Regions from separate parts of the Homo sapiens genome. Here regions 2 and 3 are each linked to region 1. A link is a loop called in an ENCODE intact Hi-C map of the cell type or tissue named here. Cell type or tissue: heart right ventricle. All regions are shown on one strand. Links, peaks and the distances in the headings refer to the core of each region. The heading gives the core; the rest is flanking DNA.

Region 1 (5,971 bases), core at 505-5,504:
TCTGGTAATATTTCAAACCCATTCCATCTAGGTCAAAATAGACAACAAATTCTCCCTTGGGACAGACTTCTCTGTCCAGGCCACATAGCTGCAGACATGTTCACAGGTTCCATTTACTACACTGAACACTGTGACTTAGTCACTTGTGAATTCATGGCATCATAAATGTCTACTGACAGCACAATAGACATTTATCTCCCTATTTTAAAAAACTGTAGTAAAATATACATAAAACTTACCATTTTAACCATATTTAAGTGTAAAATTCAGTGGCCTTTAGTATATTCATGTTGTTGTTTTTAAGGTTCATCCGTGTTCCAACATGTATCAGAACTTCACTTATTTTTATGGCCGAATAATGTTCCAATGCATGTATATATGACATTTATTTATCCATTCATCCATTAATGGACACTGGAGTTCTTGAGATGTTTCCACCTTCTAGCTAGTGCAAATACTGCTGCTATAAAGACTGGTGTGGAAGTATCTGTTTGAATGTCTGTTTTCAATTCTTTTGGGTATATACCCAGGAGCAGAATTGCTGGGTCATATAGTAATTCCAAGTTTAACTTTTTGAGGAATCACCGAACTGTTTTTTTCCATAGTGCCTGAACCATTTTACATTATCACCAGCAATCCAACATGGTTGCCAGTATACAGCAGTATATGAGGTAACAGAGTATATGGAGCATTTTCCATATACTCTCCAACACTTGTGATGTTCCATTTTAATGATATTAGCCATCCTAATGAGTATGAAGTGATACTTCAGTGTGGTTTGAATTTGCATGTCCCTAATGACTAATGATGTGGAGCATCTTTTCATGTGCTTATTGGCCATTTGTATACCTTATATGGAGATTCCTATTAAAATCTTTTACCCAGTTTTGAATTGGGTTAATTCCTTTTTATACACATTATATGTTTAGAAAACAAATGGGTCAGGTTTCTTAGCAAAAAAAAGTATTGGAAAACAACACTAATTCTTTTTTTTTTTTTTTTAATTTTTGAGATGGAGTCTTGCTGTCACCCAGGCTGGAGTGCAGTGGTGTGATCACGGCTCACTGCAACCTCCACCTCCTGGGTTCAAGTGATAGTCCTGCCTCAACGTCCCAAGTAGCTGGGAATGCAGACATGCACCACCACGCTCAGTTAATTTTTGTATTTTTAGTAGAGATGGCATTTCACCATGTTGGCCAGGCTGTTCTTGAACTTCTGACCTCAGGTGATCTGTCTGCCTCGGCTCCCAAAGTGCTGGGATTACAGCCACCGTGCCTGGCCAACAAGACTAATTCTTATTAATGCAAATTAAACAGCTCATAACCACCCCATTCTATTACAGACATATGTATACAAACACACAAACCAATATTTAGGTATAAACTACTTTGAAAAACAGAGATCAGATTGGGTCTATGTTGCAGAAATTTAAGAAAAGGAATAATCAAATGGCAGGACATGGAGAAACCTCATCACAAAATACACCTGAGGCATAATCCAGACAGCAATTTTTCCTTGTCCAGTGAAACATAAATTAACTTTGAACAGCCAAAAATCTACTTTAAGTCAGGCAGAGTGCCTCATGCTTATAATCTCAGCACTTTGGCAGGCCTAGGCGGAAGCATTGCTTGAAGCCAGGAGTTTAAGATCAGCCTGGTCAACATATTGAGACCCTGCCTCTACAAAAAATTTAAAAATTAGCTGCACAAGGTGGTGTGCACCTGTGGTCCTGGCTGCTTGGGAGGCTGAGGCAGGAGGATTGTTTAAGCCCAAGAGTTTGAGGTTACAGTGAGCTATGATCAGGCCACTGCAATCTAGCCTGGGCAACAGAGTGAGACGTTGTCTCTACAAACACACACACCTACTTTAAATTAAAATATGAAACCACCATATGGTAGAACCCTGACCCCTGACTTTAAAAGCAGCAGAAAGTTTCTAGATTCTCTATGCTGCCTCCCTATAACTACTGCGAGGCCAGACAGATTCTCTAACTTTCTCTAGAATGGGGAGTATGGTAAAGCATTACAGTTTTGGAGGTTTTCTCATATAAGAGAGAATAAACGAATTTGTGATGGTAATAATGAATCATCATACACAGAATGCTTACTATGTGGGAGGCGATATGCTAAGCACTTTACATGTATTACTCTATTCATCTGCTAGAGTAGGTAAATTATTATTGCTACTTTATAGATGATGCCCAAATACAACAAAAGAACCAGACTCCAACTCAGTTCTAACAATACAGTCTACATTCTTAAGCAGTGTGCCACCATATGGAGATGTCAATTCAGCAAAGTATAGGTTACCTAATCACCTGGATGGTGATACTTACCTCCGGAAAACAGGTACAGCTAAGGTTTGAATAACTGAGGTGGCTACAGATCAAAATGCATCAACGTTTGGAAATACTATCATTTGGCACAAACCATGTTTTGGTCAATGATGGACTGCATATACAACAGTGGTCCCATAAGAATATAATATTGTGTTTTTACTAAACCTTTTCTATGGTTAAATATACAAATACCAGTGTGTTACAAGTGCCTATAATACGCAGTGCAGTAATGTGCTGCACAGGTCTGTAGCCTAGAAGCCATAGGCTATCCCATCGAGCCTAGGTGTTAGTAGGCAATGCCATCTTGGTTTCTTGGTTTGTGAAAGTATAAATACACTCTATGATGTTCGGAGAATGAAATCGCCTAATGACACATTTCTCAGAAAGTATTCCCATTGTTAAATGACACATGATTATACCTAACTGGTTGAATTTGTCATAGGAGCCTGGGTGAGCAGAATATTTCTCTTCACACAAATTCCCAAAAGTTTCACAGTCTCTGCATTCTTTTCTGTTTCTGATAAGAAAAACTGGTTGCCCTCCTCTAGTAGCTGGGCTTATTTATTCATGAATTAACCTTCCATCATCCACAGAAAAGGTAAAATGTTATTCTTTCCTCATGCTTGAACATGCTTCAAGTTAGGATTCTGAGTTTTTTAATACTTCATGTAGATCAAGTGTTAGTCTGACCGTTTAGCTCAGGAAATGGCATTCAGCGAGCAACAGCATGTACAGCACAGGACAAAATTATCATCTTCAGCATCAGGTTTAATATGGTTCACTCCTCATCCCACGGAGAATTGATGTTTAGAGAATTTTACATGTCTGTTTGGAGCTACTGGTCACTGCAGTGGGCACACTATAAGATAGGCACTATTCTTGAACATAGGAAACAAACAATAACAAAATACACTACAGAAACAATCCCAAGAAAAGTTTAAACAAGTGAATTATGCAACTGAAATGGAATGTAATACTATTAAGGCTTGACAGCAGTACTTGCTCCTCAGCACTAGATGGCAGTGTTACTAAACAAATGTAGTATCTGCCTGTGGCGGCTGATGATAAATTTAAACTAACTTTAGTCAATCACATGACTTCTGACAATATCCAGATCTCAGTATTTCATAAAATTTTGTCACTATAACCTAAATAATGGAGTCTTCCTCCCACCCCGAGATGGAGTCTTGCTCTGTCGCCCAGGCTGGAGTGTGGTGGCACGATCTTGGCTCACTGCAACCTCCCCCTCCTGGGTTCAAGCAATTCTCCTGCCTCTGCCTCCTGAGTAGCTGGGATTACAGGCGTATGCCATCACGCCCGGCTACTTTTTGTATTTTTAGTAGAGACAGGGTTTCACCATGTTGGCCAGGCTGGTCTCAAACTCCTGACCTCATGATCTGCCTGTCTCGGCCTCCCAAAGTGCAAAGTGCTGGGATTACAGGTGTGAGCCTCCATGCCCGACCAAACGTGAAGTTTTAAAAGTATATGAAAAATGACGGAATAACACATCAGCACTGTCTGTACCACTTGAGTTCTGTATGTCTACAGACGCAGTGCTATTGTTGAAAGGCTTAGCATCTATGGCTTGTCACACTCATTTTTCATCTTTCAATGGACAGTGCTTTATGACTTTTTTTTTTTTTTTGAGATGGAGTTTCACTCTTGTTGGCCAGGCTGGAGTGCAATGGCACAATCTCAGCTTACTGCAACCTCCGCCTCCCGGGTTCAAGCGATTCTCCTGCCTCAGCCTCTCAAGTAGCTGGGATTACAGGCATGTGCCACCACCCCTGGCTAATTTCTTTTCTATTTAGTAGAGATGGGGTTTCACCATGTTGGTCAGGCTGGTCTTGAACTCCTGACCTCAGGTGATCCACTTGCCTTGGCCTCCCAAAGTGCTAGGATTACAGGCGTGAGCCACTGTGCCTGGCTGATTCTTTTTTTTGTTGTTGGATTTTTGAAACAGGGTCTCCCTTGGTCGCCCAGGCTGGAGTGCAGTGGTGCGATCTTGGCTCACTATAACCTCCACCTCCTGGTTTCAAGTGATCCTCCCACTTTAGCCTCCTGAGTAGCTGTGATTACAGGCGTGCACCACCACACCCGGCTAATTTTTGTATTTTTATTAGAGACAGGGTTTCACCATGTTGGCCAGGCTGTTCTCAAACTCCTGGACTCAAGGGATCCGCCTGCCTCCACTTCCCAAAGTCCCGAGATTACAGGTGTGAGTCACCATGCCTGACCTTATAATTCTTAAGTCATTTTTTTCTGGTCCATTTCTTCCTTAGGGTCTCACAACAAATCTGCATTAGGCGGTACAATAATCCTTAACTTCATGATTCACAAAAGGAAGATGAAGTGATTCATGATTTAGAAAGGGGAAGTAGTAAGCCCACTGCACACTCCTGGATGATGATCCTAAATCCAGATACAGTAAAAATGGGGTATGGGAAGGTAGAATACAAAATTTGGTTTAAATTAATTATCTAAATATCTAAAAACATTTTTGGATACATTGTTGATGTGAATGTAAGACTGTACAGACTTCCTAGAAAACAGTTTGGTGGTTTCTTTCTTTTTTTTTTGAGACAGGGTTTTGCTCTTGTTGCCCAGGCTGGAGTGCAATGGCATGACCTCAGCTCACTGCAACCTTTGCCTCCCAGGTTCAAGCGATTCTCGTGCCTCAGCCTCCCGAATAGCTGGGATTCAGGTACCACCACCACCATGCCCGTCCAATTTTTGTATTTTTAGTAGAGACGGGGTTTCACCATGTTGGTCAGGCTAGTCTCGAACTCCTGACCTCAAGTGATCCACCCGCCTTGGCCTCCCAAGGCAGTTTCTTATTAAACTAAAACATGCAATACCAAATGACCTGACATTTGCACTCCTGGGCATTTATCTCAGAGAAATGAAGATTTATGTTCACATAAAAACCTGTACATAAATGTTCATAGGAGCTTTATTTGTAATAACCCAAAACTGAAAACAATCTAGATGTTCTTCAGTAAGTGAGTTGCCAAAAACAGTTAAACAAATTTTAGTACTTGCGTATCATGTAATACTCTCAGTAATAAAAGGAAACAAACTTGATACATGTAACAACTTCAGTGAAATGTTCAGGAATTATGCTGAGTGAAGAAAGACAATCTCAAGAGGTTATATATATGATTCCATTTATATAATATTCTTGAAATGACATTATAGAACTGGAAAATGGATTAATAGTTGCCAGGGCTAAACGATGGCGGGATCGGGGAGGCAGAGGTAGACGCAGAGGCAGAATAGGGTATGACAGGGAAGTCAGTGTGTTTATGAAAGGGCAAAACATCTTGGGGGTGATGAAAATATTTAGCATCTTGACTGTGGTAGTGGATATACAAAAAGCTATACATGAGATAAAATTACACAGAACTGAATATACACACAACAAAGGAAATCTGAACAACATGTGTGGATTGTGTTAATATCCTGGTTGTCATATCGTACTATATTTTGCAAAATGTTATCAATGGGCAAATGGGTAATGGGTACATAGGATCTTTCTGCATTATTTCTTACAACTGCATATAAATCTGTAATTATCTCAAAACAAAAAGTCTACTTAAAAACCTACGGATTTTATTTGATATCTGTTCTTTT
Region 2 (5,971 bases), core at 295-5,294, 590 kb after region 1:
AATGATTGGGGTTTTAACTTGCCCATTATTCCAAATGGCCAACACCAGAAGAAATCTGTGAGCATCATTCCAAGGAAAGGTTCGGAGAAGTAATGTTCCATTATCTAGGGACATTCCTCCAGTATGTCAAAAGCCTACTGGTTTATAAACTTGGTGGGTGACTTCATTCTATTCAACTACTTTCTCTCTTTCTATAAATATATAACAAAGGCTGGGCGCGGTGGCTCATGCCTGTAATCCCAGCACTTTGGGAGGCCGAGGCAGGCGGATCATGAGGTCAGGAGATTGAGACCATCCTGGCTAACACGGTGAAACCCCGTCTCTACTAAAAACTACAAAAAATTAGCTAGGCATGGTGGCACACACCTGTAGTCCCAGCTACTCAGGAGGCTGAGGCAGGAGAATTGCTTGAACCCAGGAAGCAGAGGTTGCAGTGAGCCCAGATGGCGCCACTGCACTCCAGCCTGGGCGACAGAGCAAGAAAAAAAAAACAAAAAACAACAAAAAAACACATATATATAAAACAAAAATTTATCATGGTTTAAAAATGTAACAATGGTTACCAATGGTTAACCATTTTAAAGAGTACAGTTCTGTGATATTAAGTACATTCTACATTGATGCACAACCATCACCACCATCCACCTCTAGAAGTTTTTCATCTTCTCCAGCTGAAACTCTATACCCATTAAACCCTGATTCCCATTACCTTCTCCGCCCAGCCCCTGGCAACCACCATTCTACTTTCTGTCCCGACAAATTTGACTACTCTAGGAACCTCATAAAAGAAGAATAATACAATTTCTATCCTTTAGTGACCAGCTTTTCACTTGGCATGTCTTCAAAGTTCATCCATGTTGCAGTATGTGTCAAAATCTCCTTCCTGAAGGTTGAATAATATATCCTTGTATGTATATACTACATTTTGTTTACCCACTCATATCTGTTGATGGACACTTGAGTTGCTTCCACCTTCTGACTACTGTGAATAATGCTGCTATCAACATGGGTGTAAAAATACCTCTTTATTCAAGTACTTTGAAGAAACAAATGGGACGGGTGAATATAAAGGAATGCTCACACCACTTCCATATTCCTAAACATGCTGAGTATTTCTTTTCATTTGCAAAGTCTCTTGCCTGTATAAAAAGATTGCGTATTCATACTCTTACAAGTCTTTGGAATCAGTTATTTTTATAAAATTCTTATAAAGAGTGTGTATGCTCTAAGTACTAAAGAGAATTTGGCTTGTTCTTCATTAAAATAACTACTGTTTTCTATAACAGCATACTCTTAATTCTAATAGACTCTAGCTTTATCTTAAGCAAAACTGGATCTATTTTTCAAACCACTTTAATAGAAGCTACAACATAAGTTGGTACACTATATTTCAGCCTTGCAAATCAAGATGTCAGAATATTTTCGGGGAAGAGTAACTGTCAACTACCTCTCCTTTCCATTATCCCAAGAGTTAACCCCACTCACCTCTACCCACTCCATGAGGGTTTACTTTTCCTCTTTTCTTGACCAGCTTAATTTCAGATACCCACTTGGATCTAAGCTCTCACTGTGCTACTGAGAGCAAGGGGCTACAAAAGTTTAGAGGGTGGGTGACAGGCTTAGTTCTCTGCCTCTTACTAGCTCTGCTTCGTTGGCTGATGTGACATTTTCTTTCTCCAACAAAAAGTATTCCAGGGCTAGCCATCACATAAGATTTTTGGAAAAAAAAAAGTCATCTGACAGCAAGAGAAAGATTTTGTCAAGTGCTGATAATACAGTCCTAAGAAGGTGGATCTAATTGGAACCTGTCATTTCTTCCTCTGTGATTCTATCTTGCTTTTCCACTTTCCCTTTCTTAAGGCAGAATGTCCCTTCCACCAATATCCCCAGAGAGAAGTAAGGTGTTTGAATGCAGTTGTGTTTCTCAACTTTTAAAGTACGATAAAGAGTCCTAATCGGCTACTTATGTGGACCAAATGAAATAATGCGAACACAGTAAGACACAACAAATACAAGGAATTATTCAATAATTCATACAGAAGCTTCCAGCCTTAAGCTTATATCACAAAGGCTATAAAACAGGCTATAAAACAGACTAAAGTCTGAAAGCGCCCAAAACTAAGATGAAATTTTGATGCTTTTCTGTAGTGTCCATCAATCTACTTGTTTCAAAGATTTTTAAGTGGGAGATGAGAAGGGGAGATTTTTAAAAGTCAAGAAATGCAAAAGTGCAGTCAGCCAGAAGGCTCCTCACTGACTACCTTACTCGTCTCTGGAGAAAAACAGATGACTCAAATAGAACCAAGACCTAGTTCCAATGATCCACAACTCCTTGTTAAGACTGTACCAAAGAATTTCACCTGAGTCAAACAGGTGGGCAGGCAGCTCTAGCACTGATCTGACACAGTCATGTCCTTCCTTTCCGGTCATCTTCTTTGTGGGTTCGCAGAATTAAGTCTCTCGGATTCTCCATTCCGGTAATAATTAACTTGCTCCTAGGGGAAGATAGTACTTCTTCCCATGCCCCTTGAAATTCGAGCAAAAAATTCCATGTTTGACTAGCTACCCTTTCCTGGGGAAAAAGCCTATGCAAAGCTTTCATCTAATTATCATCCTAGGTCGGCTCGGTCTTTTTACACGTTGTAGACAGAGGCAGCATAACAGATAACAAGGACGCTGACGTCAGCCTACCTGTGATCGAATCCCGACTCAGCCATTAAGTTACCTCTGTGACTTAAATAGCCCAGGCAAGCTATTTAATCTATCTGAGCCTCAGAGTTTCCACCCGTAAAACAGGATTGAATGTGACGATAAGCAAATAACTGAAACACTGTCCAGGGCACAAGCGCTACGTGTACAGCGTCGGCATCATTGTCCTTACTAGTTTTAAGGATACCGACACCCGAGAGAGGAAAGACCACCCTCGCAAATCCACAATCAAGCGCTTGCTGCACGAAGGCGGGGTTGCAGGGCTCCCAGTACTCAACGTGAGGCCGGCGGGACCTCGGCCCCCGACTGCCGGCTCAGAGACCATCGGCTGACGCGCCGCAAGCCGAGGCGACTTCGGTCCAGCTCCGCCCGGCCGCGGGGCGCTAAGCCCGGGGAAGCCGCACCGGGCTCAAGACTCAGCGAGCGACGATGAAAGGAACCTGGAGTCCGATCTTACAAGTCACCGGTCGAAGCCACAGCCCGCTCTCAACTTACCGTTCGAGATGTAAACCATCTTGTCCCACTTCCCCGCTTCGGAGCCACCGGGCGCCTGGCCCCTGTCGGTTTCTGTATCTCCCTCTGCTCCCCGCCCTTCGAGCGTCACAGGCCGCGATTAGACAAAATGCTGACGAGGACGAAGGTGGGCAGAGCCCATTGGCTGCTGAAAGAGACGCGCCCCCGACGGGCGTTTTTGCATCGTCACATCTGCGACTTCTGGTTAGGCGGAGGCGGCCGAGCTGACAACCGGATATGACGTTAAGGACTGCCCTGTAGTGCCCGCGGTTGCCAGTCCTCTATCCGACTTGATCGTGCAGAGTTGGTTCGCACCGCCCAGTGAGGGGAAGCTGTTTTCTCGTCGATTGATAGGCTCCGGGTCTGGGTAGGAGAGGCTGCCCTGTATGAGGTAGCTTGAAGGGCCGCTGACAGGAGGAAACGCTTCCGAATTTTCCAGACGTGTTGACGTTTGAGGGTGCTGACTACACGTTAAGGAACTTTATTGTCACGCCTTTGGGAATATACTGCCAGGCTCTTCCTAGATATATTCATTCTCTTTAAAATGAGCATGTCTACCTGGGTTCACCAGAAACTAAGTTTTTCTTAGCCTTTTGTGAGGCAACTGAAAAATAAATTGAACTGTAGGCCCTTTCTCTGCTTGTTTCTTATTGATGGCGACTGCTTATGACCACTTTGGTGACAGACGAATTAGAAGACATGTCTTGGACATTCAGTAAATGTGGACCACATACCATGGATATTTACTCTGCTACAGCCAGTGGGCTGCCTCTGTTCCTTGAACGTGGCCATTTCATTCCCTTCTCAAGGCCTCTGCACTTAGCTATTCTTTCAGCGTGGAGACCTAATGGCTGCTTCCTTTGACTTCCCGCCCCCAGTTCTCAAGCCATGTGTCATCTCTTTGGAAAGATTCCTAATCACCTTCCAGAAAATGAAAATTACATGCTGAAAATCTATTTTGAGTTTAACAACTTTGGTTAAGATTTTATGTTCTAATACTTAGAACTGACAAAGATCTAATTTTATGTTGATTTTGGAGAGAGCATTTTCCCCAGAAAAGTTCATAATAGGACAAGACAACATCCTTCACCTCATTTGGGATTTGTGCAGCACAATCATAAAGGATCATTTCTGCAAAAATATTAGGGCAGGGCCGTTAATTTTCCCAAGGGCCTTTCTTAATCTAGACCATGCCACCATCATCTCTCACCTGCTCTACGCTAGTTTCCTTCTAAATGAAATCTCAGGTTCAGTCTTTTACCATCCTTAGGCAGTTTTACAAACTGTAGCAAGATCGATCTTAAAACGGAGATCATCTCGTTCCCTTGCCTAAAACCTTTTGGACACTAAAATTTAGTGACTTCCTATTGCTCTTAAAATCCAGTTCCTTGTCATGGCCTGCAGGCCCAAGGTGACTTGTCCTCTTGATTGCTCCTCTCACTGTACTTCCAGCCACATCTCCCCACCCAGATTATGCTCTGGCAACATTGTTGTTTTAGTTTATGAACACCCCCACCCAGATTATGCTCTGGCAACATTGTTGTTTTAGTTTGTGAACACCCCGGGTTTTACTGATACCTCCAGGACTCTGCCCATACTTGTCCCTCTACCTGGAACCCTCTTCCTCGGACTCCTTGCACATCCAGCTCATTTTATCCTTTAGCCCTCTGCTTAGTTGTCACCACTTCTGGGTGCCCTTCCCTGGCCACTCATCTCCGTGTTTATTTTCTTCATAGTAATTCACATTGTGAAACTGTCTGATAATTGATTTGTCTCTTGTCTTCAAGAAAATATAAGACGTAAGAGGTCAGGAATCCTGTCTGCCTTATTGTCTTTTATATCTTCAAGGTCTGTCATAGTTCTTGGCAAGTAGTAGGTGCTCAGATATTTGTTGGTTGGTTGAATGAGATTTTTTTAGACAATTTTTTGACAATTGCTTAAAATCTCTCCAATTGCCAAAAGAGGAAAGAAACTAACATTGGGATCTCCTGAGTATCGGACATTGTGAGGCTATCTCTTCCTTTCCATTCCTTTATCTAGATCATTTTTGCCTGAGATTTAATGCAGTGATTTCCTAATGAGCTACCTCTAGTTTCTCCGTACTCCATTTCATGCTATCTTCACCTGTTAGTTTAATCCAATCTTGCCTCTCCCATTCACAGACCTTCCGTTTCTTCCCACCACCTGACAAACATAATTCAGCCTCCCTGGTCTGGCATTAAGGGCTTTCCTGATACATCTTAGATTTTGCTCTCTGATTTCTACTTCCCTAGTAGACCCTTTGTTTTCCTGCCTTGTTGCCTCTGCTCATGTGTTTCCTCTTGAAAGGAACTTTCTCCACCTGCTAAAATCTAATCAATCCTTCAAGGCAAGGCATGTTCCTCTCGAATAACAAAGGTGAAAGGACTTTGAAAATTGAAAAAAATTATATAGTTAGTTACAATTATAGTTAGTTACAATTATATAGTTAGTGGTAGAGGACAAAGATAGCATTTCCCCTCTTTCCCTAACCTTTAATGTCTGAAACTAAGCATTAGCCACTAGCCACATGTAGCTGTTGAATATTTGAAATGTGGCTAGTCTGAATTGAAATGTACTGTACAAAATACCAGATCACAAAGATTTAGAATGAAATGAAGACTGTAAAATATCTTGTTTTTAATATTGATATGTTGAAATGATATTTTGGAGATTAAAGAACATATGTTACTAAAAGTAATTTTATTTGTTAATTTCATTTATTTTTATG
Region 3 (5,971 bases), core at 649-5,648, 410 kb after region 1:
TTTTCTGTTCAGAAACTATAAAGTTCTGAAGTATTGATGGAAAACAAATCTGTTAACTAGGTCACTTTCGAGATAGGGCAGCACAGCTTTCAGGCTCTTGAAGTCCATTTCTAGTTTGGCGGTGCTTGCTGTCAGGGAACAGATGTCAAATCAAGTACTTGGAGATGCGCTCACATTATCTTTTCTCTCTGATCTGCTAAATGTCACTGCATGCGTCTGCGATGCCCAACACTGGCTGTACGTTATAATCACCTGGGGAGCTTGGATGCTTCTTGATGCCATACTCCACCCTCTAAGACTCTTGATTAATCTTGGGGTGGGAGCCAGGGGTGGCTCTTTTTCATTAAGGTTCCCTGGGGATTCTAATGTGAAGCTAGGGTTCAGAACTCCTGAGTCCAGGATGCTATCAGTGGCTGAATATCACACTGTTCCAGGCATTCACTTGAAAGAAGAGGAGAGGCAATCAGGCCTCTAACTGAGCTGTCTGGTGACTGGTGACAGGTAGCTCCAGCTTTGTGCATTCATAGAATATTTAAAATGTCAATTTCATAAATTTGCTATTAGAAAGCTGGTGTTACACAATTAACTGAATGGACAAAATTCCCTTTGAAGTGAGTTCCTGAGCATTTGGTAAATTTTCAAGGATAATTTATTTAACTTTTTGCTGAGCTTCAAGTTTCTTAAGAAACCCTGCCAAATCTCAAAGTGATTTTTTTAGACATATGCAGCTGCTTCTGAGTTAACAATGGAGTTTTGCTAGGACCATTAAAATCTGGAAGCCTAAAATTCTATTTTAAACTCTTCTCATTGTCAGTGATTAGTCTTAAAAAAAAAAAGCATTAAAAATGAAATCATTTTAAAGGGAGCTCATTCTAAAATTCTGGCCAGAAAAGCAGGGCAATTTTATTGTAGGAACTATTAATGATTAATAATTCCTCTAAGTAAAGATATTTGATGCCCAAAGAAAGGGAGGGGCATACCTGAAACTTCATCTCTGACCACAAGGGCAGCCTCTCTGTCTTCTGCTTCTTCAGTGGTCCTGGAGGCTATGGGCACTGCCCCTGCCTGCCCGGGGACTCTGCCACCCTGGGGCTTGGTGGAGCAGGTTGCCCTAGCTGCCTCTCTTTTGCATGTGCTACCTAGTTGCCTCTTACTGCAATGTTTGCTTTGGGGGTGGACAGAAAACCAGGACGTTATAGCTGGTTGCAAGCATAAGGCATAGCAATTTGCTGGTCCTGTTTTGAAAGACTGTGTTTTGAAATTTTGATTTACAAAACTGCTTTCATCACCATTGAACTACCTCAAGGCACAAGTTCAAAATGGAAGATACTCAAGTAAAAGCTGTAAAGCAAACAGCAGCAGTTAGAGTGGCATACGGTAAATATGCGTCCAGGTCAAGAGCCCTCACTGGAGAGGCAGCTGGAAGTGCTTTCACTGGGAAGTGGGAGGGCTGACTCAGGGGCTGGCCCTAGGGTCAGTGGCTGGACACTGTCTCCATTGGGGTGGCACTGGGAGTAGTTGTCTGGACAGGCAGACTCTCTCCACAGGGGTGATAGAAAGCAGTGGTAATTTCTAAAAGTGCCTGCATGTCTGCCATCACCTTCAGCCTCCTAAGAGCTGATGGGAGCTGGACTCAGGGACTGTTGCCCCACTGTGGAGACAAGGAGTGGGTACTCCAGCCAAGTTTGCAGTCTCAAATCAGGGTTGTTTTATTTGTTTTTAATACATTTTAATTATGGAAGTAATATTTGCCTACATAAAAAATTCATGTAATTTCAAAGTATATAAAGTAAGAAAAAAATTCTCTCTTCCTTCTCCTTAAAGAGAGGCAGACTTAGAAGTTTGGGGCCTCTACTTCCCCACCTCACTGCACATAATACATGACACAGACCGCATGCATATAGCTTCCACCCTAAGATGCCCAACACAGGTATTTTTCACTGAACCATGTACCACAGATATTTCCCATGTTTTTAAAGCAAAATGTTGGCTCTTTTCAATAAATTGCCATTATAAAAACTGCTACAATGGACTATGCACTCTACAGCACGTGGACCTCTACTTTATAGAGGTCTCTCCACCATGAGACCATCAGCTCCATGGGTGCAGCAGGAATAGGGTCTGTTTCTGCCCTCTGTTGTGTGGCTGCACCCAGCACAGTGCTTGTCCCATACATGAGCATGCCATTACTTCCTTCTTGAATGAAAGAACATAGAGTAATAATAACTAGCATTTGTCAGGTGCTTTCTGTGTGTGAGACACTGTTCCAAAGGCTGTGGGTGAATACATTCATTCTTCTTCACACAACTCTGTGAGACAGGAACTTGACAGATGGGGAAACTAAAGCACAAAGCAGTTCAGTAGCTTCCCAAGGCCATGTGACTTACGTGGCAAAGCTGGGATTTGAACCCAAGCTCTGCCACAGTCTGCAGGCTAACTATCATTAACCCCTGCAAACACATGCCCCTGTGTCTGCGTGCTCGTGTTCATGGTTTTGTGGGAGAGGATACAAGAAAAGGGTCTGCTGTGTCAGAAAGGATGCACATTTTAGGAACGTGAGTATTCTGCCTACCCATAGTGTGCAGGTGTCTGTGCTGCCCATGCCCTTGCTTACTCCAGCATTCCTGCTGCTGTCTCACACTGCTTCGCACAACCCTCCCCTAGAGCACAGGGTCCGTACTCTAAAGACTAGCTGGCTTAGAGTGATCATGGAATCATGGGGCTGCAAGGGGTTAAAGATCCTAGAGTCATTTCTCTCGTGACCTGGTGGTCATGGGAGAGTCGTAGTGATGACAGTAGTGGTGGTTGATTGTGCCTTGCCAAAGCTGGGCACATTGCTTTTATTACTGTCTCCACTGTTCACCTCTTACAACAACCTTACGCAGTACAGGTCCAATTATTATTGACATCTTACAGGTGTGGAGGAAACTAAGGCTTCACAGTATCAGGTAACCTGTCCACAGTCTTCTGACATGGAAGTGACAGGGCTGGGGTTAGACCTGGCCTGTCAGAGTCCAGAGCCCACCTTTTGAACTCCCACCTGTCCTGTCCCATATGGTAGTGCTGTTTGGAATCACATATCCAGTCTGTACAGGGCTCCTGACTCCCCCTAAAGTGCCTTTTCCTTAATACCCTACTTAGATGGGAAGCCAAACCCTGGAAACCTTTATCTAGCATGGGTTAGCTGGTTGTTGATTTAGAACAGGTTCTTAAAGACAGGTGTTTGTGTAATAGCTGTGGAAAGGGCACTTCCTCTCCGCTGTTCTGATGCTGAGCTGGATTCCTAGCAGGAGGGGTCTGGGGCAGGCGGGCGTCCATTGCGTGAGGCAACCTGGCTGGCAGGGCTGGCCGCGTGGGGCCCTGGTTTGGCTGCTGTTGCTGCCCTCTGCTGCTTCATAATGAAATTGCCTGTGTTCAACCTGAAGGGGTCACAGTGGCCGACTTGCTTAAAGAGGATAAGAAGAAAAAGAAGTTTTGCTGCTTTCGGCAACGCAGGGCTAAAGATCATGGTAAATTGCTGAGACTGAGCTTTCTTTTTCCGCAACATCTCTGATACCTTTTCCTTGCACATAGGCATTGTGTGAAGTGCATGTGCCGTGTGGTGTGTTCAGAAGATGCCTATATTTTAATTGCTTGATTTCTTTCTTCTTGTCTTTTTCCAAAATAATGTGCCCTTACCAAGATAGCATTGCAGTTTTCTTTTTGTTTGAACTGTACCTTATAAAGAAGCAGCTGAACCAACTCAAAAAATGTACTTGATTCGGCATGAATATTCTTAGACTGGAAGGCAGACTTTTAAAATACTTTTCCCCAAATGATTTTTTTAAATTTAAACCGTTTAGAAATTCCAATAATGTTATTTGATTGATTTTTTTTTCTCCAGGCTACATGTTTCAAATTGCTTCTCTGTCTTTTAGTCTCTGGCTACTTTGCCCAGGACTATGCCAAAGCTAGTAGTGGCAGCTTTAAGAATGAAATTAGCTGGATGCAGTGGCTCACACCTGTAATTCCAGCACTTTAGGAAGCCGAGGCAGGAGGATCACTTGAAGCCAGGAGTTTGAGACTAGCCTGGGCAACAAAGTGAGACCCTGTGTCTACCAAAAATTGTAAACAAAGAAGCAAACAAAAAAATCAGGTGTGGTGGTGCATGCCTATAGTCCCCAGCTACTTGGGAGGCTGAGGCAAGAGGATTGCATAAGCCCAGGAGTTCGAGGCTGCAGTCAGCGATATTGCGCCATTACACTCCAGCCTGGGTAACAGAGTGCGATCTCTGTCTCTTAAAAAATCAAAATAAATAAAAATAGACTTCAGGGATGCAAAGATTTGGGGGCACTTGCCTTTGAAAGTGAGAATGGGCTCGTGTGGGAAAGTTATATTTCCAGATATGTCCTAAAATGATGCTAAACATACCCTTCCTCAGAATCCCTGGAGTAGCTGTCAGGCCCATCCCCAGGCAGACAGTTAGGTGAGCAGCTGGCTCCCTGCCTTGCTCTGCCCAAGTCATGGCAGTGGTTCGACAGCAGCACAAAGCTTTGCCTATGCACACCAGCACAGTCGACCCAGTTCTGCCACCAGGATCGGCCCTGGTCACCTGACTCTGGGGAAAGTCTGTTTAAGGAGATTCAGACAGCAGGGACGTGAAGCCAACAACTAAGGGAACAGAGGGGACACACTGTACTCTTTTCTTTGAAGTGGCCTCTGGCCCCATGGGAATGCTGAGCTGAGAGGTTATGGGACGCAGATGGGAACAACCCGTGGATATCTGAAGAGGGTTATATTAGAGTCTAGGTCTCATCAGAAGGCCTAAAAGTGAAAAGGAATTAAGAGATTATCAGATATAAGCCCTTGTCATTCAGCACGTTGTGGACCCCAAAGGAGGGAGAAGAGGAGGTGGAACTTGCCTGAGGTGGGACAGTGAGTTAGGGGCAGAGTTGGGGCTGCCTTTTTTATCTGTAGCATTCACGGAAGGTTTATGAACAGGAGGCTGGGCTTGATGCAGCACCTGAAGGTGTCTGCAAGAAGAATGGCCTTCAGCTAAGCAGGAAATAGTGTCATGGACATAAGAAAAAACATCTTTAAAGACTGACATAGGAATATAGCTCTGGAGAGGTTACCAAAAGGAGATAAATGATTTCTGTCCCCAGAAAAGAAAACACCCCTCCTTGGTTCTGCCTTGCTGAATGCAGGCTTGGGCCTTGTGATTCTTTAAGGATTCTTGTGCCTTCTCCATTGTCTTTCTGAGATCTGCAGGGAGAGGAAGCAGGCTGACACATTTAAGGAACTTTATTTTGAGTGGGAATGGCTTTTTATTGACTGAAATACCTGGGGACTCAGGAAGGACTCCGACCCTGCTGGCACCAGGTGGGGCACGAGCCCTCATATGGATGCTGGGCTGCCCCTGTCCCTGAACACGCGGAGATAGTTATTGTCTGGGCATAATTCTTGCTTGAGACATGGAAACCTTGGTCTGGCCTTGACCTCCATTCTCCAAGAAGAGCCTGGCTTCTTTACAGCAGCAAGAGGCTGTTACTCTGTGGTGGCCTAATGTGTCTCTACTAGCATGTGCATGTGCCTTTAGGGGGTGTGTGGGCTTCTTCTGGATTTGGCAGGCCTGTACGTCATGGTACTGCTCATGTTTGTCATGAAAATAAGATGAAAACATGAGGTCTAGGTGTCAGGTACCCTGTCCCCTAGGAAGGCAGCCACAACTCAGCCACTGCTCAGTTGTCCAGCCTCACCCCCTACCCTTACCTTTGAAAAGAATGAGAAGCTTTAGGCTGCTTGGAGGTGGAAGGAAATGCTAAAATAAATTCCTGAGTGTGCAAAAAAGTCTGTCCTGTGGAGAACAGAGGAGTGAGGCTCTGAGGCCAAAGACATCTGTGAATGAGGCTACTAATGGGACAGGTTCTAGACGAGGCTGGAGGGCTCTGGGCTCAGTTTGATGTGTGGCAAGCCTTCCCTTCGGGGTGCC

Evidence for each region. Peaks named below come from ENCODE experiments on the same cell type or tissue, not always from the same donor. Only the 100,000 strongest peaks of a DNase experiment are listed, where the experiment ranks them.
Region 2: a loop joins it to region 1, with 4 times the contacts of the local background. A loop is called at or near these places in 2 of 110 quality-filtered maps.
Region 3: it touches region 1 in a loop (5-fold over the local background); 82 of 110 quality-filtered maps call a loop at or near these places.

What each region holds. Positions count from the first base shown.
Region 1 is chr3:53,296,372-53,302,342 of GRCh38, forward strand. The region is part of intron 6 of DCP1A (decapping mRNA 1A); the gene reads right to left. Among named protein-coding and RNA genes, the nearest start is that of SNORD38C, 34 kb to the right of the region's middle. RefSeq lists an enhancer at 5,294-5,463. In heart right ventricle, for the core only: CTCF peaks have their summits at 3,341 (motif pointing right) and 3,546; no DNase peak of the experiment used is centred there; H3K27ac peaks cover 409 bases.
Region 2 is chr3:53,888,566-53,894,536 of GRCh38, forward strand. SELENOK (selenoprotein K) reads right to left here and starts at 3,294. Exons shown (of 5, transcript NM_021237.5): 1 at 3,205-3,294. The coding sequence starts at 3,223. RefSeq lists enhancers at 2,482-3,382, 3,273-3,572. In heart right ventricle, for the core only: CTCF peaks have their summits at 3,285 and 3,492; DNase peaks (open chromatin) are centred at 3,406 and 4,033; H3K4me3 peaks cover 3,041 bases; H3K27ac peaks cover 1,726 bases.
Region 3 is chr3:53,706,970-53,712,940 of GRCh38, forward strand. All of the region lies in intron 9 of CACNA1D (calcium voltage-gated channel subunit alpha1 D), which reads left to right. Among named protein-coding and RNA genes, the nearest start is that of CHDH, 140 kb to the right of the region's middle. In heart right ventricle, for the core only: a CTCF peak has its summit at 3,395 (motif pointing left); DNase peaks (open chromatin) are centred at 1,492, 3,372 and 4,592; H3K27ac peaks cover 863 bases.